Regions from separate parts of the Homo sapiens genome. Here region 1 is linked to region 2. A link is an interaction called in ENCODE POLR2A ChIA-PET data of the cell type or tissue named here. Cell type or tissue: A673. All regions are shown on one strand. Each heading gives the region's core, and the rest is flanking DNA. Links, peaks and the distances in the headings are about the cores only.

What was found. Peaks named below come from ENCODE experiments on the same cell type or tissue, not always from the same donor. Only the 100,000 strongest peaks of a DNase experiment are listed, where the experiment ranks them.
Region 1: POLR2A ChIA-PET joins it to region 2 with 7 read pairs; 4 of 35 experiments call an interaction of 5 or more read pairs at or near these places.

Annotation. Positions count from the first base shown.
Region 1 is chr4:173,225,457-173,237,356 of GRCh38, forward strand. All of the region lies in intron 1 of GALNT7 (polypeptide N-acetylgalactosaminyltransferase 7), which reads left to right. Among named protein-coding and RNA genes, the nearest start is that of MIR548T, 37 kb to the right of the region's middle. RefSeq lists enhancers at 698-1,214, 1,215-1,730. In A673, for the core only: a CTCF peak has its summit at 6,665; DNase peaks (open chromatin) are centred at 4,805 and 6,655; H3K27ac peaks cover 2,504 bases.
Region 2 is chr4:173,339,339-173,352,570 of GRCh38, forward strand. SAP30-DT (SAP30 divergent transcript) reads right to left here. Exons shown (of 4, transcript NR_183973.1): 3 at 12,028-12,148; 4 at 9,893-11,489. Among named protein-coding and RNA genes, the nearest start is that of HMGB2, 12 kb to the left of the region's middle. In A673, for the core only: no CTCF peak of the experiment used is centred there; no DNase peak of the experiment used is centred there; H3K27ac peaks cover 480 bases.

The DNA.
Region 1 (11,900 bases), core at 2,757-10,756, 110 kb before region 2:
ACAGTTCTTCAGAAGATTTTAAACAGTAATCCTGTTTTTTAAAACAGGATTTAAAACATTATTTAATAATGGCCTAGCATTTATTGCATATTTAGCATTGCCAGGCACTCAAAGTATTTTATGTAGTGCCTCATTTAATCCTTGCAGGAACCTTATTGTGCTCATATATTAATATTCCAATTTTGTAAATGAGGAAACTGACTTAAATATATGTACTCTGCTTAATGAGCTACTTTCTAAGGAAAACACAAGTTTTATCTTTGCCACAGGTTGGGTTACCCAGGAAGCGCACTCTGAGATTGAGATTTGGATGCCTTATGTTGTTAGAGATACCTGACAGATCTAACAGAATTGATCTCTGGGGATCAATACCTTTGGAAGGGAGGAGATGCAACCACAACCACTCAGTGAAGCTGAGCTATGAAGTGGTTCTCTACCAAGTCCTGAACCAACCCCACAGAGAGCTCTGGAGCTAGGGTAGTTGTTCAAAGTCCTTCCAATTTGGAGCAAGAGGACTGGCCTTTTTACCTCTGCATTGACCCATCGCTGTGTGCAGACTGCCCCTGGAAGGAGGCTTGATCTTGGATGGGGACCCTCTTCTGCTGGCACTCTCTGCAGCCAGGGGAATAAGTTTTTTAATCCTGAAAGGGCTTCTGGGGTAGAACTGATCGCTGATCACAGTGTCCACCACATCTCCAGTAAATTTGCTATAATTTCTTCAAAACAAATTTTCTTGATAAAGACTTTTTCCCTATTGGCTATTCTTTTCTTATTTTTCCCATTGAAGAATATATATATTTAGAGGCATTTGCTCTTATGTCATTCACCATAAACTCAAAGTCTTTTTTAACCCAGTTGTACCAGCTTTTAACTCCGTGCCTTATATTACATCGGATAAACCAAAATATTTTTATGCAGTAACTTGCTGTTTTTTTTAAACATCAGGCGTTTAGCATCTCCAGTCCTCAACATTTTACTCTGCTTGTCTTTACAGCCATTCTTGAGAAGGTTCTCAAAGAGGTCAATGCAAGAGAAAGTCTTCATATTAATCCATGCTTAGGATCTCCTCAATTTCAACCCCTTCTTTGTTAAAGCGTCCTCTTTGACACTCAGCATACATCCTTCATCCCGTGATTTTCTGGTGGAGAAAATTACTCACTCTCAGCTTGCTGGCTGACTGTCCCAACTGTCTGTCTTCTGTGTGAACTTGGAGGCAGAAGGGCTGTGTGTGCTATCACTCCCTGGTGTAGAGAAACACGTCCACCTCCTCCTGCCTCTGGTGTACCTGGTCCCTTGTATATGGGATTATGTGCTCTCAGCATAAGAAATGCCTGATTTTTCCATTTAAATGAGGTGAGGCTATGTTACAAATGCACTATTTGTTCTCTTCTTCCTTTGGGAGTATTTCTGGTCTTCATTTTTATTGGAAGACCTCGAAATACTTTAAATATGTTTGTTCTATAGTTTTTAAAAAATAAATCATTTCTGAGTATGTTGAAACTCAGTACCCAGCAACATAATTTTCTTTGGTTAATAATTTTTCTAAACTGGAAATGAAATGCCTTAAAATTATGCATTTGTCAAATATGCTTTAATATGTGGTTAAAAGCCAATCTAATAAGGAAAAATAACCTAAAAATTAGTCCAACCATTCCTTTTAATTCCTTGCTTCCAATTTACCATGTATATCTACCACTTTGGAGAGAAAAACTGTTAATTTAACCTTAATTTTTAATTTAATTTAAAAATTTTAAAATGTAACTCCATTTAAAGAAGTATCTTGAGGAAGATTGAACCTGGGAGCAGGTAAGTAGGAGAGATCACTAAAGAGCAAAGTGTAAGGTAGAGCATTTGTTTCCTTCTTTTTTGTTTGTTTGTTTTTGTTTTTGTTTTGAGACAGTGTCTCGCTCTGTCGCCCAGGCTGGAGTGCAGTGACTCGATCTTGGCTCACTGCAAGCTCCGCCTCCCAGGTTCACGCCATTCTCCTGCCTCAGCCTCCCCAGTAGCTGGGACTACAGGCACCCACGACCACACCTGGCTAATTTTTTTTATTTTTAGTAGAGACGGGGTTTCACCGTGTTAGCCAAGATGGTCTCGATCTCCTGACCTCATGATCCACCCACTTCGGCCTCCCAAAGTGTTGGGATTACAGGCCTGAGCCAACACTCCTGGCCTCCTTCTTTTTTATAAGGATGTGTGCCTCTTCACATAGAGTGCTGTGTAGGACTTGAACTTCTATCTCATGAATGTCTCATGTTGGCGGAGGTCATGCAGCATGATTCTCATTGCTTTTAAGTGATGGATAATTGAGTGATTAATAATTGATTTCACTGCATTCTGTGTTTTTTGCACCTTTTAAAAAAAATCGCTTAAGCTAGGGTTTTTGTTTCTGTTTTTTAAATGCTACCCCAAGTTTGGTTGTGTTCTCAAGTGAAAAACATTGCTAGCTATGCCGTGTGTGAACTTTCAGCCTAGTCATTTTGTGGCCATAAATATTGTTTCTATGAGCCTCTTTTCAGCTGTGCTAGTCATGTGTTTTCTGTTTGTTCCTTAAATTATGTAAAATGACCCCTTTGGCAGCCAACAAATTTTATAGCTTACTATGATAAAGAGCTTCCTTATGGAAAAAATATTCAAGTTATATAAAATGTTTTCTAGCAGGTCAATTTTTTTCTGAATAAATAGTTTTAAAAACAAATTTAACAGGAAGCTTAACAATTTTTTGAAAATTTGTACAAGCAGTGCTCAATGTAGGGAATAAGGAAAACCAAGAGATGAGAAAAATTAACACCCAAAAGCTCATCACCAGAGAAAACTGCTTTTACTCTCTCTTCTTCTAGTCATTTCTATGCCCCATTATTATTTTTGCATATTTGAGGTGATGTGGTGTAAACAGTATGTATATTCAATGTGTATATTCTACTTCTTCAAACTAATATTATATATAAAGATTTTCTACAAAAATTATTTTTTGAACGTTTTATAATTATATACTATTCAGTTGTGTTAAGTTCAGTTAGCATAATTTTTCTAACTGTTCTCATTAAGGGCATTTTGTTTGTTTCTAGTAGATTGGCTAGTATACAGGCTGCAGTGAGCATTTCTGCATAATGTCTCTTCTGTAATTAGAATTGTGTCCCTAGAATATATTCACAGGTCTGAAATTTTGCAGTCAGGAGGAATGAATGCTTTTAAAGATTTTGATACTCACAGCCAGATGGCTTTACAAAAAAAACTCTACCAACATTAAATTGTTTTTACTTTTTTTCCCCGCCTAGGAGGGTCTAAGATCTTTGTGACCCTAAAAAGGTTAAGAGCCACTGGTATGTTTATGAAAAACAGATTTTATGCTTCTTGAGGTCATCACTGCCTTTTAACTTCCAGGAACCCTACCAGTAAGCATACCCTGAAGTAGATGTGCAAGAAATTTGTTGAAAATAATGATCTTAGTGAGATCTGCATGTGACCAAAATTGAGGATGCCTTTCAGGAATACTAACATGCCTTAGGCAGTGGAAAGGGTGGCCAACTCCTCTTTGGTGTCAATTTGAAAACCTTATTTTATTTACTTCATATTGTCAGTGGCAGACAACAGATTTTTGAAGACCATTTTGTGTTTTTGCAAAATCACAATAGCAAGCACGGTAGCTCAGTTTAATGGTCCTATGTGCCAAAGTGACTAGCTGAAAATAAAGTATTTCATTTTTATCTGTAGCAGTCAAGTCACATGAGATGAGTATATCATTTCCTGCATATTACAATTTATTACATCTTAATATTCACCTACCCTAGTGGGCGTCATAGTAAGTTTTTACTTCTATTACAGTAGCCTTTCCTGAGCTGCTTTATTATGAATTCTAGTTAGTAGTATTTTATTGGTTTGAAAATAAAGGAAATTTTTATTGAAATAAATGTATTGAAATTAACAGTGATTCTAAGGAATATATTTGTTTTAGCATTTAAATAGTCTACAAAGATAACTATCAATTTATTTAGCTAGAAGTTCCCTAGAAATTCTAGTTAAGGATATGAAAAGCATGGATGCCTCCCTCGACCTAGAGAGAGTATAATAGTTAAGAACATGGAATCTGTAGCCAGAGACCTTGGATTTGAATCCTACCTTTACTGCCTCCTTGGAGCACGGCTTTTATCAAGTTACTTAAACTCTGTGCCTCTGATTTCTTAACTGTAAAATGGGGTAATAGTGGTATCTAGCTCAAAGAGTTGTTGCAGGAATTAAAAGAGATACGTATGATGCAGGCAGAATCATGCTTGTTTCATTGTATGGGTTCTTCTACCTTCTCCTCATCGTATTATCGTAGTCTTTGTAGTCGTCTTCATGATGGAAGTCAGTATTCAATGAAATACTTTCTCTGATAAATTGATTTACTACTTTTTTTTTCATTTTTATCTCCATTTTTCTTGGTAAGCCTTTGGAGGTTCTGTTCCAACTTTGACAATGCTTTGACTGACACATTGGCAGGCTGTCTTAAGTGTGTGCTATAGTAACAACATGCTTCCTTTTTCATTTATTTGTAGATACCAGGATAAATGTGCTGCTTACCTTCATTATACCAGGTAAAAGAAGGGAACCTTTTCAATAGAAAACAAAAAACCTGTATGACTTAGGGTCATCAGAAGAGTATGGCAAAATAAAACTGAGATATTCAGTGAGACTTGCCAGTGTAGTCTTCCAATAAATTATTGCATATTATTTGCCAGAGCTTCACCTTTTGTTGCAAACAGATAGCAAATTTCAGTTGCACCACTTCAGCAGCTTATGTTCATCAACTGAGGTTGGTTGGAATGTGTCAGACCAGCTAAATTTAAGCATATGTTATATATTCTTTCAGTTAATGGGTAGAGTTGCTTCCTGTTGCTTAACTACTGCTATGTTTCCTTCTCTCAAAGTGCCAAAAAGTTTTTGAAATAAAATGATTATTTTAATGGTTTGGTATTGTGAACATGGTTATGGTAAAATTAGAATATTGCTTCTTTCATCTAAAAGGTGGTAGGTAGCAAGATGAAGAAATGGAAATAGAAAGTAAGGGAAAGTTAAAGTTAACTATCATATTTTTAATGTTTTAATATGAGTATAATCTGTTTACTATATAAATCAGAAATTAAATTAGGAAAACATTCCATATTATTCTGTATGAAAGTAGTGTTTTGATATGTCACTCCTAATCCTCACTTGGGTTTCATAGTGAACATTTTCATGTGTCCTAGAAAACAGACTGTTGGTTGTATTTCTGGATAAGTACTCTGTGAGGGGTTTTCTCCCTTTCTCTCACTGATACCTCTTACATTATGGGAGGGGAGAAAAATGGAACTCTGGTCTTATATATAATATAGTTAGCATGTCCTGGGAAATATAGTAAATTATTCTGTGATAGTGTAATTATCTTCTGCTGTCTTTATGGAACCAGGCATTTGATAAATTTTTGGTTAGAGTAGAATATCAGCAAAGCTATAGGAATAGGCTCAATTGTGAATAATTTAGTTTTCCTCCATAGCCACAGCACTACTTTTGCTCACAAAAAGGCAAGAGTATTCATGAGCGATAGTTTGAACATCTAAAAATTCACAGTAGTACCTCAGTTGGAACAGTCTGCTTAACATAGGTTGAAAAGCACTTTAGTCCTTACTTATGGGACAGACTGATTTAATTCTTTGTATCAAATTTTTAAAAATGTTTTTCCCTTTATTTCACAAGCTGTCAGGGGAAATCATGACCTAACACATTGAAGGAACAAAACACCTTTGACAGGCAGATCTCATTGTGCAGTGTAAGAATTGGCTTCTTTGGTGTAACTGGTTGCCAAAGATAGCCTTATAACATGATTTTAAAAAGCAGAATAAAGAGACATTAAAGTATATATTAATCGCATGTTTTAAAGGCCCCTCGAGTTAATTGTTTTTGTAAATTTCTGGGTTTCTACAAAGTAGAAGTCATTATCAAGCAGTCTTCTTGAAGTTGTTTAGCATTGTGGCCACCAGCACAGGATCAGGAGTCACAGGCCAGGGTTCAAACCTACATCAGTGGCTTACTGATTGTGTGACTTAATGATGTATGATCTCCTCTCTAATCTTTGGCTTCCTGAACTATAAAATGTGAGAGTAAAATTACAGGTCCTGTCTCACTGGATAGTTGCGAGGATTGGAGTATGTAACATACTTAACGGTGTCTAGTAGTTTTATTTTTTAAAATCAAAAATTGCACTGCTGTTGCCCCAAAAATCCATCTAAAAAACATAAGGCAGGCCCTCCTTTAAATATATGGAGGCCAGGAAACATGTTTCCTGTTGAATAACTGTTATTATTTTTGTATATGGGAGTAGAAATAAGGAAACTAGAAATGGCACAGAATTTAGGAGAAAGGAAGACACATAACAGAAGCTCTTCCTGTGCAAAAGGAGCAAAATACTAAGACTCTCCTCAATTAGAGCTTTTTAGTCTGGTTGGGGAAGAAAAACTAACATATAGGACAGTTAGAGAATTATAAAAATATTGAGTAGAAATTCATAAGAGGAAAAATATCACTGGAACTAGAGCAGATGGTGGGGGCTGAGTCTTTATAAATGGAATTGGAACTGAACTTAGAAGGAAGAGAGGAGGAAAGCAGGGCAGTGCTGTAGGCTAAGGCTGGTAAGTGAGCAAACCCTAGAGGCAGGACTGAAAATAATTTTTTAAAATCATCTCCTGAAGGGACGTGACTGACTAATGAGTACAGGGACACCTTGAGTGAGTACATAGTGGGTAACACTGAAGCCAGGCAAAGAGTTTGAGCCTGGTTAGGGAGACTTTCAGTCTCTTAAAAAAAAAAAATCCCTGACATATACTAGAAAGCAGTGGTTTTTATAAATTTTTGATTGATACATATGAATTGTACATATTTATGGAGGGCATGGTATATTTTGATACATGCATACAGTGTGTAATGATCAAATCAGGGTAATTAGGATATCTGTTACCTTGAACTTTTTTTTTTTTTAGAGACAGCGTCTTGCTCTGTTGCCCGGGCTGGAGGGCAGTGGCACGACCATAGTTCACTGCAGCCTCGAACTCCTGGCCTCAAGCAATCCTCCCACCTCAGCCTTCCAAGTAACTGGGACTACAGACACACACCACCATGCCCTGCTGATTTAAAAAAAATTTTTGTAAAGATGGGGGTCTCTCTATGCTGCCGAGGCATGTCTCAAACTCCTACCCTCAAGAGATCCTCCTGCCTCAGCCTCCCAGAGTGCTGGGATTACAGGTGTGAGCTTGTAACATTCCTTTTCTTTGTGTCGGGAATGCCTCAGATCTTTTCTTCTAGCTATTTTGAAATGTACAATAAATTGTTGTTCCCTATGGTCACCCTACTGTGGTACTGAACACTAGAACTTATTCCTTCTATCTAAGTGTATGTTTGTACCCATTAACCAATCTCTCTTTACCCCTTTCCCCTTCCCAGCCACTGTTAGCCATCATTCTACTCTACCTCGGTGAGATCCACTTTTTTAGCTCTCGCGTATGAGTGAGAACACGTGGTATTTGTCTTTCCGTGCCTGGCTTATTTCACATAGCATGATGACCTTCACTTCCATCCATGTTGCTGCAAATGACAGGATTTCTTTCTGTGGCTGAATAGTACTCCATTGTGTGTATACATACCACATTTTCTTTATCCATTCATCCACTGATGGACACTTAGGTTGATTCTGTATCTTGGCTATTGTGAATAGTGCTTCAGTCAACATGACAGTGCAGGTATCCTTTGATATATTAATTTCCTTTCCTTTGGATAAATACCCAGTAGTGGGATGGGTGGGTTGTATGGTAGTTCTATTTTTAGGTTTCTGAGAAACCTCCATACTGTTTTCCATAATGGCTGTTGTAACTTACATTCTCACCAACAGTGTATAAGAGTTCCCTTACTCTGCATGTTTGCCAGCATTGTTATTTTTTGTCTTTTTGATAAGAACCTTTCTGACTCAGATGAGATGATACTTCATTGCGGTTTTGATTTGGATTTCCCTGATGATTAGTGATGTTGAGTATTTTTTCATATATCTGCAGTATTTAACAGAGCTAAGTCTAAATGCAATATATAGAATAGATTAAATGGGAGACACTGTTGGATTAATTCAGACTGCAGTGGTTGAGGATTTGGATCCCAAAGAAGAGAACAATGCCAGTATCTGCACCAATTCCATCTTTCCTATTACATCAGAGGGGTTGTCCGCCTCCCAGCCAGGCCAGTCCCCATGACTGCTTTGGCTCCCATCCCTTCTTCATTCTCAAGAACTTTGTGCACTTGATTACCCCTTCTCTCACATGCTTTTTAATGTCTCACCCTTGCCTTTGCTTTTAAAAATCTTCAAGCTTTTCCTATTAAAAACAAACTAAATTTTCTCATTCCACTTCATATTTCTTCCAGCTGCCTCTTCATCTCTATTCATCCCTTAACAGGCAAATCAAATTTTTCAAAAAATGTTGTCTATTCTTGTTTGTATCGTTTCCACATCTCCCAACTCCACACTTCCACTCACTCCAGTTGGGCTCTTGACACCATTACCCTGCCAAAACAGCTGTCACTGAAGTTATCAGTCAGCTTCAACTTCACGTTACCAAATGCAATCCTCATCTTGCTTGGCTTCTCGACATAGTTCACCGTGCCCTGTGTCTTGAACACACTGTTTTGGTTTTTGGTTTTCTTTCCACATATTGGGCTAGTCATCTGTCTCTTCTATAGTCTCACCCTCTTCCATCCATCATGTAAGGGGTGAATTCCTCAAGGCGGGATCCAAGATCCTCTCCTTTTCTCACTTTATAATCTCTCCATCACTCGTCTTATTGGCTCTTGAGTCAATTATTATCTGCATAAAGATTTGTGCCAAATTATATTCTCCAGTCCAGACCTCTTCACTGAGCTATAAATTCTGTTTCTGTCTCCTCTTGAATGTTTCAGAAGCACTTGAAATTCAGCATATCTAAAAGGGAACTCATCATCTTCAATTCTGGTCTATTTCAGTGTTTCCTCTCTCAGTGAATAGTATCCAGTTGTATAAGTTACAAATCTTAAAGTCATTCTTCATACCTCCCTCTCCTTCATCACACATATCCAATCCATCATGATTGGATAGCAAAAGAAAACAGTTGCTCATTTTACTTCGTAATTACTATAATTTGAATGTCTGTCCCCTCAAACCTCATGTTGTAATTTGAGTCCCAATTTTGGAGGTGAGGCCTAATGGGAAGTGATTGGGTCATGGAGGCAGATCCCTCATGTATTGTTTCAGTGCCATCTTCACTGTAATAAGTGAGTTCTCATTCTGTTAGTTACCAAAAGCACTGGTTATAAAACAAAACAAAAGAAAACAAAAAAAAACTGGCACCTCCTTCTCTCTGTATCTTGCTCCCTGTCTCGCCATGTGATCTCTGCACACACCTGCTTCCCTTCCCTACTGCCATGCATGGAAGCAGCCTGAGGCCCTATCAGAAGGAGATGCTGGTACCATGCTTCTTATACAGCCTGCAGAACTGTGAGCCAAATAAACCTCTTTTCTTTATAAATTACGCAGCTTCTGGTATTTCTTTATAGCAATACAAATGGGCGAAGACACTAATTAACCCTTGAATCTGTCCACTTTCCACTTTTTTTCTTCCACCACCAAGATTCTTATCCAGACTACTGCTGTCTATTCTGGAATCTATCCTCAGTCACTCTGGCCTGTTTCCAGGTCTGTTCTCTTACTACTCAGCCAGGGGATTGTTTTCAAAATGCTTCTGTCCCTTCCAAGGTACATTAAAGCTATTAACTCACTTTTTACTGCTCTCAGATGAAGTCCAGATGCATTACCATGGACACCAGGCCTGGCTTGATCTAGCTACTACCTAATCTTCAGCCTCACCTTGCCCCAGGCACGCCTCACTCTGTACTCCAGCCATATCTAGTCCTTCTTGCTTGGCATAGGCCTTCCTTCTACAGGCACTTTGCACAACACGTTCTCTACCTGGGATACTCTTCCCTCCTGTCTTCACCTAAGTAACTTCTGTTCTTTCAGATCTTTGCTCAGTGATGTACTCATTCTCAAGAAAGCCTTTTCTTTTCTTTTCTTTTTTTTTTTTTTCTTGAGACAGAGTCTTGCTCTGTTGTCCAGGCTGGAGTGCAGTGGCACAATCTCTGCTCACTGCATGCTCCACCGCCCAGGTTCACACCATTCTCCTGCCTCAGCCTCCCAAGTAGCTGGGACTACAGGCACCCACCACCACGCCCAGCTAATTTTTGTATTTTTAGAAGAGATGGAGTTTCACTGTGTTAGCCAGGATGGTGTCGATCTCCTGACCTCGTGATCTGTCTGCCTTGGCCTCCCAAAGTGCTGGGATTACAGGCGTGAGCCACCACGCCCGGCCACAAGAAAGCCTTTTCTAACTTCCTAAATTGGATCAATTCTCCTTGAAGTTTCTTACAGCACCATGTTTATATGATTATTTGTTTATCTGTCTGCCCCACTGGACAGAAAGAGCCACAAAAGCAGGGATGTATTTGCTTACCTTTGTATCTCTGTAACCTGGTACATAGTAGGTACTCAGTACATATTTGTTAAACCATCAGTTAGGCATTTGAAAGGAATGTCTAGGGCACAGCAACAAGGGGATCACAAAAATGCTTTGTGTGCTCTAGAAGGTAGAAAGCAGTATGACAGATCCATCCTCTAGCTGGGTAGGAGAGAACCGTGAGGAGTCCAGAGGCCTTTCTAGTTCCATGCTCCTGGGGCCTCCACCGTTGTCTATCAGAGAGCTGGCGAGCGAGCCCCACTGCAGCACTGCCATTACCATACTTCCCTGGCCTATACCTTCAGACTTTGTCATTCTTGTTACTTCAACATCATGACTGCAGTTTTTAGCCCTGTTGACCACTCCTGCCTTGAAATTCTCTCCTACTTTGCCTTCTGTAGTATTTTATTTTTAAGTTTTTTCTTATCTCTCTGACAACATCTTGGCTTCTCTTCCCACTCATTTGCTCTATCCGAGTACTCATTCCAAAATTCAGCTTTGATCTCATGGCTCCCATGTAAGAGGATAAAGTCTGAACCTCTCAGCAGTTCTTAAGAGACCCTCTGAGGAACTTGCCAGTATCTCAAGTTTCATCTCCTGCCCTTCTGTTATAGCAAATGATTTGGCATTCTCTAAGCACTCCGTGTTTTTATGATTTTGTGCCTTTTCCTCATGCCCCACCTTACATCCCCACCGCCTATGTACTGGGGAGCCTCTACTATTTTCAAAACGCAGATCAGGTCACTTAGGCCTGCTCAGGCATTCCCTTCCTCCAGGCTGTGACTCCCTTAGAGGCAAGGCCTTTTTCTATAACATGGCACTTTTATATAGAGTACCTGGCATATAGTAGACCTGTAATAAATATTCGGATAACAGAAAGGACAGTTCTTTTATCTTTTAATGATGCATATAAATAGTAACCTGAATGACAAATAACACTCATGATAAACCAGAGTATCACTGAATAAGCATTCCTTCTTGAGAACAGACCTCTTGATAGTTAAAAAGTAAAATGTCAAAAAGTTTATTACATAAATAACCTTGATCTACTCTGACTGTATTTTTCTGTCTCACATAATTCTGTTACATTGTCACACCCTCCTAAAATGGATTTCTAGTCGTGCCATGGTAATAAAATGTTGTTCTAGGCTTTAAAATGATACATCTGCCCTGAAAGCTTTGAGGTATTTTTTTCCCTGGGGTGGTTATTTTTTCAGATTGCCAAGAGAAGGTTATCATATACCAATCATAATGTATGTGTTGTAAAGCCACACATTGCAATACTTTTTTTATGAGCTGTTATGTAAGCCATGCTTCAGGGCAAAGCAGGGATGCAGTGGAGGAAGAGCCGTTTTATGC
Region 2 (13,232 bases), core at 2,993-10,992:
CACTCCAGCCTGGGTGACAGAGCAAGACTCTGAGCTCAGGAGTTTGAGACCAACCTGGGCAACATGGCGAAACCCCATCTCTACCAAAAATACAAAAATTAGCCAGGCATGGTGGCATGCGCTGGTCGTCCCGGCTACTCAGGAGGCAGAGGTGGGAGGATCGCTGGAGTCCAGGAAGTTGAGACTGTAGTGAACCGTGATCACACCACTGCACTCCAGCCTAGGTGACAGAGCGAGACTGTGTCCCAAATGATAAAAATAAATTTTAAAATCAAAACAGCATTAGGATAGAGTTGATAGCCCAAATATAATAAACTATGTAGACTAAACTTTAGATTACATAATATTGCTCAGTCATCCTATTCTTTCATTAAAATGACCTTACCAGCTTTTTTCCCCGCCAGATGATATCAGTATATTACTTTACCTGCCAAACTTTGTCTGAGTTCAGCATCTCATGAATTGTAAAATATAAACATTAGGCAATAAACTAATTATGAGTTAGTGAAGCTGTTTCCAAAGTAGTCCTCTAACACCTCTAAATAGCTATTCTGTTGATAAACTGGAATTTATCTAAAGCAGTGTAATCTGACAGGAATGATCTGTGTTAATGCCAGTTATTGAAATTCCTAGCACTTATTTAGTTTTCCTAAAAATTGGACTTTTCATAATCTGTGGTCATCAAACCAGACTGGAAAATACTGATGGAAAGAGAATATACACTTTTTTTGTTAAGCCCTTCTTCTGCAAAGCAAGAAAAAGGTCTTGATAATTCTTATTTATTGACTAACTCATAGCCAACATTAAATATACTTTATATAAAGTTAGTTGCATATAAAATAATTGCTTTCTTGAGTTGCACAATGTAAAAAACCGAAAACCATTACTCTGCACACAATTTCTCAAAGATAAATCTTACATTGGAGCTTAATATTTTCAAGTTGTTTTAAAGGCTATGAGAGGGAAAGGATCAGTATACTGAAGTATTATCAAACAGGCACATCCACTAGTGGGTAGATCACCAATTCTGAAGCCTAACTGTATACTCACCCCAAAAACTCAATTTACTGAAATAATTTAACACTCTATCTTTGAAGAAGTGAAGCACAGGTTAGGAAGAAATGAAAACCTCTCATTCTGCTGCTAACATTTTCAATGCGAAACAATTAAATAGTCAAAGATATTTTGTTTTCCTATTTAAACAATATTTTTGTAAGTCATGGTAAACTGGCCAGGTGCAATAGTTCACACCTGTAATCTCAGCATTTTGGGAGGCCAAGACAGGAAGATTGCTTGAGCTAAAGAGTTCCAGACCGGCCTGGGCAACATAGTGAGACTTCCTTTCTACTGAAAAAAAAAAAAAAAATTTAGCCAGGCTTGGTGATGCGTGCCTGCAGTCTGTACTACTGAGGCTGAGGGCAGGAGGATTGCTTGAGCACAGGAGACAGGGGCTGCAGTGAGCTATGACTGAGCCACTGCACTCCAGCCTGGGCTACAGAGTGAGACTCTGTCTCAAAAATAATAATTAGAAGAAGCAGCAGCAAAATGTCCACAAGAAAGTTACTTAGTTCTAAAAGCCTCTACTACAATTAGAAAAAAAAATGACAAGTTGTAAAAATCATGTTTTAAAATACATTGGAGATCTGTTGAAGCAATCAAAAAATAACTCAAATTAAAATTCCAGACCGGAAAGAGACCTTCCTAGGTATGCTGATGAGTTTTGAAAACATTCTGTAGATTTTAGGCATGGAACTGAAGTCAGTCTAACTTGGCTTAGGCTTCTAGAAGGACTTTGACTAAATGAAAGAGACTCCAGCAAGCATTTGTCAGTTGTATTGGTGGGGGTTAGCACAATCAGTTGGAAACTAAAGGACTCTGAAATATCCGTACTGGCCTATTTTCCACAGATTAGCTGAATGCCGAGGTGGTATGGGAGACTAGAGAGTTGTGCCAGAAGCTTCTAAAAGACAAAGCTAAATGTCCCAGGGTTTCACAGTGTTTAGTGGACAAAAGTCTAGCTGGAGGGAGGGGTCTGCCACAAACTCATCATTGTCTTTTCCTGAAGACATTTGACATTTTTTGAAACTGTTTAGGCAGGAATGTAGAGACACAAGTTCAAACCCTCCAAAGAGCAGAAATGAATTTTTCATAGTCTTTCAGGGCTAAGGAGACAGAGACTGTCAATCCCTTAATCAAAAGACTGTGTGATAATGTCTTAATGTATGAGCAAAAGAAATAAGCCACAGATGGAAGGGTCTTACTAAAACTTTGCAGCCTAGCCTGGACACAGCTCAATCTCTAATTGGATTGAGATAATCAATCCTTTAACTTTCTCCCTGTTAGCAATAGGTAGAATATTGCAAAGGTCAAACCATCTCTAATAGAAGATATCATCTGGACCACAGCATAATAAAAAGTATTGAAAACTAACAACAGAAAATCTTAAAAGGAACCAGAGGAAAAAGGAAAAATAAATTCAAAACAGCAACAGTTAAGTCTAAATGCTGATTCTTCAACAGAACTAGGGAAACCAGAATCCTATTGAATGACATCTTTAGATCGCTGAAGGAAAAAAAAAAAATTGCTAACCTCAAGTTCCATATCCAGGGAAAAAGCTTTCAAGAATTACAGCAAAATAAAGATGTTTCTTGACAAACAGAAGTTGAGAGAATTCCCTGCCAGGAATCCTACTTAAGGAAAATAATCTCAAATCCTTAGAAGGAGGAAAAAAGCATAATCAAGGGTAATTATGTAAATTTTAAAAGAGTATTACCTTCTTAAAACAGCAATAATAATGTCTTGTGGATTTTTATAAACTGGACAAGTAGAATCTATGACAACGATGGCAAAAAAGGTAGGAAGAATAAGTAGATTTAAATTGACACCATAAGAGTCTCTGCAGTTCTTTTTTTTTTTTTCTTTGAGACAGAGTCTCATTCTGTCACCCAGGATGTGCAGTGGCGCAATCTTGGCTCACTGTAACCTCTGTCTCCCAGGTTCAAGCAATTCTCCTGCCTCAGCCTCCCAAGTAGCTGGGACTTCAGGCACGTGCCACTGCGCCCTGCTAATTTTTGTATTTTTAGTACAGACGGGGTTTCACCATGTTGGCCAGGATGGTCTCGATCTCTTGACCTCATGATCCACTTGCCTCAGTCTCCCAAAGTGCTGGGATTACAGGTGTGAGCCACCGCGCCCAGCCTGTAGTTCTTGAATTGTAATAGAAATGTTCATTTGGCCCATATTCAGATGAATATCTGTCACTTTCATATTAGGAAATCATCCTTTTGTAAATTTTTGAGACTGACTCTCACTTTGTTGCCCAGGCTGGAGTGCAGTGGCACAATCTCAGCTCACTGCAGCCTCCGCCTCCCAGGTTCAAGTGATTCTCCTTCCTCAGCCTCCCAAGCAGCTGGGATTACAGGCATGCGCCACAATGCCCGGCTGATTTTTGTATTTTTGGTAAAGTGGGGTTTCACCATGTTGGCCAGGCTGACCTCAAGTGATTCACCTGCCTTGGCCTCCCAAAGTGCTAGGATTACGAGTGTGAGCCATCATGCCCTGCTGAAAATAACTTTTTATCTGCTTTTGTGTAGGTGATATATTAATACTATATTGACCTTATATCAACTCAATGATTGATAACGACTTAAAACTGCAAATTCTTGTGTAAATACTCTTATAAATATAAAGGTGGCATATTTACAACTTTGTCCTCTAAATCGTGTTGTTACTGTGCTTAGTATTTTGACTGTATTTAAAAATATATTCACAAACTATGAAATTTTCAGATATACTTTTCAAAATATACATCTAATTTTAAAGCCTGGAATTCTAATTAGACTGAAAAAATGCACTTACGCATAATTGAGGATTATGCATCCTTCACCCTATTCGGGCCACTCCTGGAGTCAGGGTAGTAGAGCACAGCATTGCAGAGGCCGGAGCCAGAAGAAAAGCAAAAATGCCTTCCATCCTCTTGGCCTTGAATCTCCCATTAACAGAACTGAACCGGAAAGAAATTGGCAAGTGAATCTGGGAAATGATATTTAGAATTCCAGTACTCTGTAATATAGAGAGAGTAAAAGAATGAGAATGGAACTGACAGACAACAGAAATATAACCAGCACAGTCAAACAACTGGCAAGTGGCAGAGTTTATATCTCAAGCAGTCTAGCTCCTGAGTCCATGCACTTAACTACTACAGTATGCAGTGACACTATGATATGCTATAGCAACATTATTTCATACATTTTAAAATTAATGGCTGATGATGAATGCAAGTTGGCAGGAAAGAAATTGTAGGAATTGGATTCATTAAATATTCCAGAAAGATTAAGTTTCTACGTTGTGCCGGACACTACTCGAAATAGAATGATGCAAAACCAAAATGAAACAAGGATGAAGGAAGAGAGTTCCTTTCTCAGTATTTCAGACTGGACAAAATTTCCCTGTGAAGGATTCCAACTGGCTTGATTTGAATCGTGTGCCCCCCTCATTAAGCCAGGCACTTTCAGGGCAGGTATTAGGGGAAATAACCTAGTGGAAATGCTCAATAGAAACCTGAGACAAGGATTTTGTTGCAAATAGTTTATCTAAGAGATGCAGGAAACACCAGTAGGAGGTGGGGAAGCGAGACAAAGAAGGGAAAACAGTCAATAAAGGGTGCGGTATCAAGCCAGATACCACTTATAATGACTGGAGCATAATCCCATGAGAAAACTCTGGGAAAACACAGGCCTCAAAGTTATCCCATCTGAAGGCCAAGTGAGCTGGGGTATCTATATAACAAATCTTTCCAGTCACTTGGTGAAGGCTGCTAGAGTGGGAGTTTGTTAATTCCCAGGCATTTCCAAATTGCCCTGATCACATAGGGACAGAGCTGCCTTCCACAGCTTTGGAGAAAGCCCTCAGGTCAAGAAATCAATGTTGAAGTGGTAATGGCCAGAGAGACAAGAGCAGGGTCTGTCTCAACTTCTTCATCAGGTAAAAATTTTATCTGCCTAATGCATGGAGTTATAAATTTCAAAAGAAAGAACGCCTATGAGAGAGTGTTATAAAATATAAAATGTAATACCAAAAATTATTGTTTAGGAGTTTCTTGAAGGCAGGAGGTGCATATCATGTTTTTACATCTCTCCTAAGGCCTAGTACAGTGCTATGCATATGCATAGGCTCAAATATTTATTGGATGAATTTTTCAATGTAATGATTATTAAATATTCATTAAATATTTTCTAGGTTAATAGGTGTTTTTAAACTTATAATTCATATCAATAACTCATTACTGTTAACTTCTAAAAACCTTTATGTTTGAAAACTATAAAGTAGCATGGTCTTGTTCTATACCTTTGTCTAAAATTCTTAAATCTAGGTTGTTGTTCAGAACTCTGTTAATTACCCAAAACCCATTTTCTCCTTTCTTCTTACTTTAAAAAATATCTTGATTATAAAAAAGGTAATGATAAATTATTGCGGGTTCAAACCAATCATGAGAAAGCTATTCTCAGTAGCATAAGAGAAAGGCAAGAAAATTGTAGACATCAACCCGGACATTATTGAACTACTGAACCATTACCAGTAACCATCTTCTCTCAGTCTTCTTATATGTCAGAAAAATAAACTCATAATAATACTGTTAGATAGATATTCTATTATATGCAGCCATTGGCTAATAACTTTTTTAATAGCATTTTTTTCTTCTTTTGCGTAGCAAGCCCAAGACAAGTCATTTATTTCTGGACTAGATTATTTCATTATAGTAACTCATCAGAAAACTGAGATAAGCAGTAAGTATTTGGCCATTCACATTTTAACTATTTTGGATTCCCCTCTAACTAAAGAAAGATCACGGTTTTTTCCTACAGCTCTCTACCTGTGCTGGCTCCATCAATATTCAGTTTGACATTTTGACACATATCTAAAGAAGCTCAAGAGGGCTCTATCACCAAGAAAGCTGTAGTGAGATGATAGTCTTTCAGATACAAGTTAAAGTCGCTTGTCCAGTTATGTATGTGATCTTCTGCAGAGCCACTTTGCTTACTCAAAAAAACACATCTCCTGTTCTCTCACCAGAATATATTTTGAAACCATCCACTTATCTCCATCTCTACTATCATCACACAAGCTCAAGCCACAATAGACTCTGAACTGGTCTACCTGATTCCAGGGACTTTTGACTTTAACATTGGATCCTCCACAGAATAGCCAGAGTGATCTCAAAACATGAAACAGGTTAATCCACTTTCCAGCATAAAATCTTTCAATGGCCTCCAATTCCACATAAAATGTAATACATTATCATTGCATACAATGCCCTGCATAGCCTGCCCTCTTCCTATCTCTTTGACTGCATCCCCTACCACTTTCACTCTCACTCCCTATACTATAGCTATATAGAACTATTTTTTAGTTTGTCAAACACCAAAATATTTTTTGCCTCAAGACTTTGGCACATACTATTGCTTCTGTGTTTAATGCTCTTATCTTCTCTCTCATCGTGGCTGGCTCTTTCACTTCAGGTTTAAGCTTAAATATAAAGTTACTATCCAACTTCCTCTTTTATCACCGGTTATAACATTCATCACTATCTGTAATTATATATATATTTGTTAGCCTATTAGTTTAGTATCTGTAACCTTGCCTAGACCTCCAGAGGGTAGAGACATGCTCCTTTTCTTCTCCCTTAATAAAGCATTTGGTACATAAATCCCTGTAAGTTTGAATCAGAATGAATGAACGAATTAATGAAAGGCAGTGATTTTATTTGAAAGCAGTCTTCAGATTCCAAGCTGGCCTTTTTTCTTTTTTTCTGTCTTTCCATGTAACAGAGTGATGTATGATTGCAGCTTTCATCACTTTGGTGACCTAGATACTCAGATATTTTTATGATCCCCTCAAAATTAGTTCTAAATAGATTTTTACTGCATTCCTAGGATGACAGAAAATGGGAAAAATATCTAAGGAATTTTCCTTGACACCAAAATAAGTCAGAGGGTGGGGGCGGAGGATGAGGATTGGTAGGGATACCAATCATCAGCTAGACTCAGGCATGGTAATTTGAGTGGTAAGTAAACCTGGGAAGCAAATTAGCCATGAAAACAAATGCCCAAAGCAGAAGTTTGAATTGTAATCTTTACCTATAGGCCCACAAAAAGGAAAGGAAACCAAACTGGATACTACATTAAGCTGGGACTCCTTAAAGAAACTAAAATGGTAGCATACTTTGTCTCTTGGCAGAAACAGATGGAAATCCTTACTGAGGGAAAGCATCTTACTTTAGAAATATCACAGATTGATGGAATAAATATAAGTACAAAATTAGAGATGACCAGGCACGTGAAGAAGCAAGCCACCATTGAACACCCAAGGAATTCAGATATTTACAATTGTTAGATTCAGAATACAAACATTTTTAATAAGAAAAAGGATGAAATTAGAAAGATGAGGAAGCAACAGGTATCTATCAGGAATGACAAAAAAGTTCTGAAAACAACCAAATGGATCTTTGAGAAAGAAAAAAACATAGTTGTTGAAATTTTAATGAATGAGCTACACAGATGAGATAAAGCTAAAAATAAAATTAACATATTTTGCTGAAGAAATTAGACTGAATCACAGAAGAATGAGATGAACAATATTTTAAAAATAAAACAGAAACATTGGAAATAGAATAATGTTTATCAATATTGCAATATGTTTAATTAGTCCTAGAAAAAGGAAATAGAGAAAAGCACAAAGTGGCACTATTTTAGTATTTTTGATGCATTTTTTTCACAGTGAATGATATGAATTCAAATTTAGGAAGCATAAAGTAACCCAAGTAGCTTAATAAAAAGAAATCCACAATAACTTCAAGGTGAACTTGCAGATGTCAAATATATATGTGTGTATGTATATATATATATATATATATATATATATATATGTTTTTTTTCTTGAGAAAAAGTCTTGCTCTGTCGCCCAGACGGTAATGCAGTGGCACCATCTTGGCTCACTGCAACCTCTCCCTCCTGAGCTCAAGTGATTTCTTGTGCCTCAGCCTCCAGAGTAGCTGGGGTTACAGGTGTGCACCACCACACCCAACTAATTTTTGTATTTTTAGTAGAGATGGGGTTTCACCATGTTGGCCAGGCTGGTCTCAAACTCCTGACCTCAGGTGATCTGCCCGCTTAGGCCTCCCAAAGTGCTGGGATTGCAGGTGTGAGCCACCATGCCCAGCCCAAAAAATAATTTTAAAAGAGCCACAATGCCCAGCCCAAAAAATAATTTTAAAAGAAGCAAGAGAGAAAAGAAAGCTCACCTACAAAGGAAAACAGTTATACTGATGGCAGACTTCTCAGCAGCAACAGTGGAAGCTGGAAAACAGTGGAAAAATACCTATAATATAAAGTGCTGAGAGAAAATAACTGCCATTCTTGAACTGCAAGACTATGAGCAGGCCAGGTGTGGTGGCTCAGGTCTGTAATCCCAGCAATCTGGGAGGCTGAGGTGGGAGGACTGCTTGAGGCCAGGGGTTCAAGACCAGCCTGGGAAACATAATGGGGCACTCATCTCTACAAAAAATACAAATGTCAGCTGGGCATGATGGAAGGCACCTGTAGTCTCATCTACTCATGACACTGAGGCAGAAGGGTCATTTGAGCCCAGGAGATTGAGGCTGCAGTGAGCTACGATCTCATCCCACTGCACTCCAGCCTGAGCAATAGAGCAAGACCTTGTCTCAGAAAAGCTATGTGGGCAAATAAAAATTTTAAGGAAAATTGAGAGACTATCAACATACTAGCCCTAAAGGGACTACTAAATTATGTACTTCAGGAAGAAGGAAAATAATCCTAGAAAGACAGTATGAATAAAAGGAAGAGTGAGCATTATTTTTTAAAAAGGTAAACAGAGCTGCTGGTATAAGAAAAGGAAGGTAGATAAGTAGAAAACAGAAGCACAGAGAAATGGGAAAGTGCAAACTACAAAAAAGACCATCAGAAATAAATGCAACAGTGTGATTTCTTACATTCATGTAACTCCAGTCATAGAAAGTAAAGAGAGAAAATAGGGGAAAGGTATATTTGAAGATATAATAGCCAAGATTTATCTACAACTGATAAAAGACAGTTATTGTAATAAAGAAGTGTATAAACTAAACCTAAGTCTCACACCTTACACAAAAATTAACTCAAAATAGATAATAGTCTTAAATGTAAAATGTAAAACTACAAGACTTTTAGACAAAACATAGGAGAAAATCTTTGGGATACAAGCATAAAGAAAGAGTTCTTAGACTTAACATACGGCAATAGCATGATCTATGTAAGGAAAAACTGAACTTTATCTAAACTAATACATTTTCCTCTGTGAAAAGCATTAGGAGTAGTAAAAGGCAAATTACAGACTAGAAGAAAATACTTGCAAACCACATATCTGACAAGGAACTAATATCTGTAATATATAAAGAACTCTCAAAACTCAATAAAAGTCCAATTAGAAAATAAAAAAAAGACATGAACAAAAACTTACCATAGATGGTTTACAGATGGCACATAAGCAAATGAGATATTCAACATCATTAGCAATTAGGAAAATGCAAATTAAAACACAATGCCATATCACCATACACCTATCAGATTGGATAAAATAAAAATAGTGACAACACCAAATACTGGCAAGGATGCAGAGAAGCTGGATCACTCATGCATTGCTGCTGGGAATGTAGAATGATACAGCCACTGTGGAAAATAGTTTGCAATTTCTTAAAAACCTAAACATGAAACTGCCCCACAGCCCAGCAATTGTACTCTTGGAAATTTACCTCAGAAAAATGAAGGACTTTCTCCAAAGGTAAGTAGGGAGAAAAAAAGAAAGAAAAATACAGACTTACATTTTCACAAAAACCTATACATTAATGTTTATAGCAGCTTTATTCATAATATCCCCAAACTAGAAACAACCCAGATGTCCTTCACTGGGTGAATGGCTAAACAAACTGTTCTAAATCCATACCATACTACTCAGCAATAAAAAGGAACAAATTACTGATACATGCAACAGCCTGGATGAATCTTCAGGGAGTTACATTGAGTGGGGGAAAAAAAAATTCCAGGCCAGGCACAGTGGCTTATGCCTGTAACCCAACACTTTGGGAGGCTGAGGCGGGCAAATCATGAGGTCAGGAGATCAAGACCATCCTGGCCAACATGGTGAGACCCCATCTCTACTAAAAATACAAAAATTAGCTGGGTGTGGTGGTGCACATCTGTAGTCCCAGCTACTCTGGAGGCTGAGGCAGGATAATTGCTTCAACACGGGAGGTGGAGACTGCAGTGACCTGAGATCGCACCACTGCACTCGAGCCTGGCGACAGAGCGAGACTCCGTCTCAAAAAAGAAAAAAAATTCCAAAGGTTACATACTATATAAGCCCATGCCTTTTTGTATATTTTGTCTTGAAATGACAAAATTATAGAAATAAAGAACAGCTTAGTGGTTGCCAGGTGTTCAGAAGGCAGTGGGGACGGGAGGGAGTGGGTGAGGCAATAAAAGGGCAATTTGAGGGATCCTTGTGGTGATGGAAATGTTCTGTATCTTGACTGTATCAATGTCAATTCCTGGTTATGATACTGTACTACAGTTTTGCAAAATATTGTCATTGGAGAAAATGGGGTAAAGACACAGTGTCTCTCTGTAATGCTTCTTACAACTGTATGACAATATGCAATTAAGAGTAAAAGTTTAATTTTAAAAACTATAATAACAAGCTACTGGAGGGGGGCATTGAAAGATAAAAATAATTTGTTAAAGTGGGAAAGAAGAAAATGAAATAGGACAAATAGAACAAATATAAAATAAATGTAATGTGGTAGTTTTAACTTCGAATATATTGAGTAAGTATACCAAGACCAAGATTGTCAGACTGGTTACAAAATCAAAAACCCAATCATATGCTGTTTAAAGAGATATGCCATAAAAATGGCACAGAGGTGAAAGAAAAAGGATGGAAAAAAGTTTATCATAAAAACACTAACCAGAGACAGCTGATATGACTTCTCTAATAGCAGACAAAGTCAAATTTGTTTCGATAATACTACTAAAAACAAAAAGAATATTTCATAAAAGACTCAACAAATCAAGATAACTAGAAATCCTACCACCTATTGGGAAGCTGAAATGGGAGGATTGGTTGAGTCTAGGAGTTTTTAACCAGCCTGAGCAACATAGTAAGATCCCCTCATCAAAAATGAACAAACAAAAAAAGAGAAATATCATAGTCAATCCAATTGAAAATTCAGATGAAACAGACAAATTTCTTGAAAACACATTCTGTATTAGTTCGTTCTTGCATTGCTATAAAGAAATACCTAAGACTGGGATATTTATAAAGAGAAGAGGTTTAGTTGGCTCATGGTTCTGCAGGCTGTACAGGAAGCGTAGTGGCTTCTACTTCTGGGGAGGCCTCAGGAAGCTTCCAATCATAGTGGAAGGAAAAGCCGGAGCAGTTGTCTTATGTGGCAGGAACAGAAGCGAGAGAGAGAGGGAAAGGGGAAGCGTTACACACTTTTAAACAACCAGATCTTGTGAGAAGTCACTGTCATGAGAACAGCCAGGGGACGGTGCTAAACCATTCATAAGAAACTGCCCTTATGATCCAGTCACCTCCCACCAGGCCCCACCTCCAACAATGGGGATTACAATTCAACATGGGAATTGGGGAGGGACACAGATCCAAACCATATCAACATCTTAATGAAACTGACAGATAAAGAAATAGAAAACCTGAATGTTCCTCTGTCTATTAGCAAATTGAGTTTGTATGTAGCCTTCCCACAAATAAAATTCTCAGCATGTTTTGCTTCACTTACAAGTTCTATCAAATGAGCTGAGCATGTTGGCTCACATCTGTAAATCCCAGCACTTTGGGAGGCCAAGGCGGGTGGATCACTTGAGGTCAGGAGCTCGAGACCAGCCTGGCCAACATGGCAAAACCCCATCTCTACTGTTAATAAAAATACAAAAATTAGCCAGGCGTGCTGGTGTATACCTGTAATCCCGCCTACTCTGGAGGCTGGGGTAGAAGGATTGCTGGAACCAAGAGGTGGAGGTTGCAGTGAGCCAAGATGGTGCCACTGCTCTCCAGCCTGGGAGACAGAGCAAGATTTTGTCTGAAAAAAAAAAATAAATTCTATCACATATTTGGAAAGTTCACAAACTCTTCAATACAAAATAGGAAATACAAAAGAGGAAATATTTGAACTTGTTTTATGAAGTAAGCAAAACCTTGGTAACTAGAGTTGCCCAGTTAAATTCGAACTTCAGATAAATAATGAATAATTGTTAGTATAAAATATTTCACAAGATATAGTAAAAATTATTCATTATTTATCTTTAAATTCAAATTTAACTGGGTTTCCCATATTGTTATTTGCTAAATCTAACAACTGTGTTGGCAACAATACTTGACAAATACTTTACAAGAAAAGTAAATTACAGGCAGGTCTCTGTTACGAATATACATACAACAATCTTGAACAAATTATTGATAAATTAAATCCAGCAAGTTTCAAAAACGATGATATTATGGCCCATTTGGCATTCTTCCAGAAATGCAAGATTAACATTCAAAAATTAATAAAAAGGCCAGGCATGGTGGCTCACACCTGTAATCCCAGCACTTTGAGAGGCCGAGATAGGTGGATCATTTGAGATCAGAAGTTTGAAACCAGCCTGGCCAACATGGTGAAACCACGTCTCTAGTAAAAATAAAAAAATTAGCCTGGCATGGTGGGATGTGCCTGTAGTCCCAGCTACTTGGGAAACTGAGGCAGGAGAATTGCTTTAACCAGGGAGGCAGAGTTTGCAGTGAGCTTAAATCATGCCACTGCACTCCAGCCTGGGTGACAGAGGGAGACTCCATCTCAAAAAAATAATAAAATAAAATAAAATAAAAAATAAATATCAACGTTATTTTCTGTATTAATGGAATGAAAAAAAAAATCATCCAATCATCCCAAGATGCAGAAACATTTGATAAAGTTAAACCCCTATTTATAATTTTTAAAACTTTTAGCAAAGTAGTAAAAGGGACCATCAATAATTTGATAAAAGATATATGCAAAAGCCCTACAGCAAACATTGTATTTAAAGTGAAATGTGGAAGTAAGTTTTCTCCTGAGATTGGGATTAGGACAAGGAGATTCACCATCACATTCCTATTCAAACTTGTATTGATGTATTGATGGTTCCCTC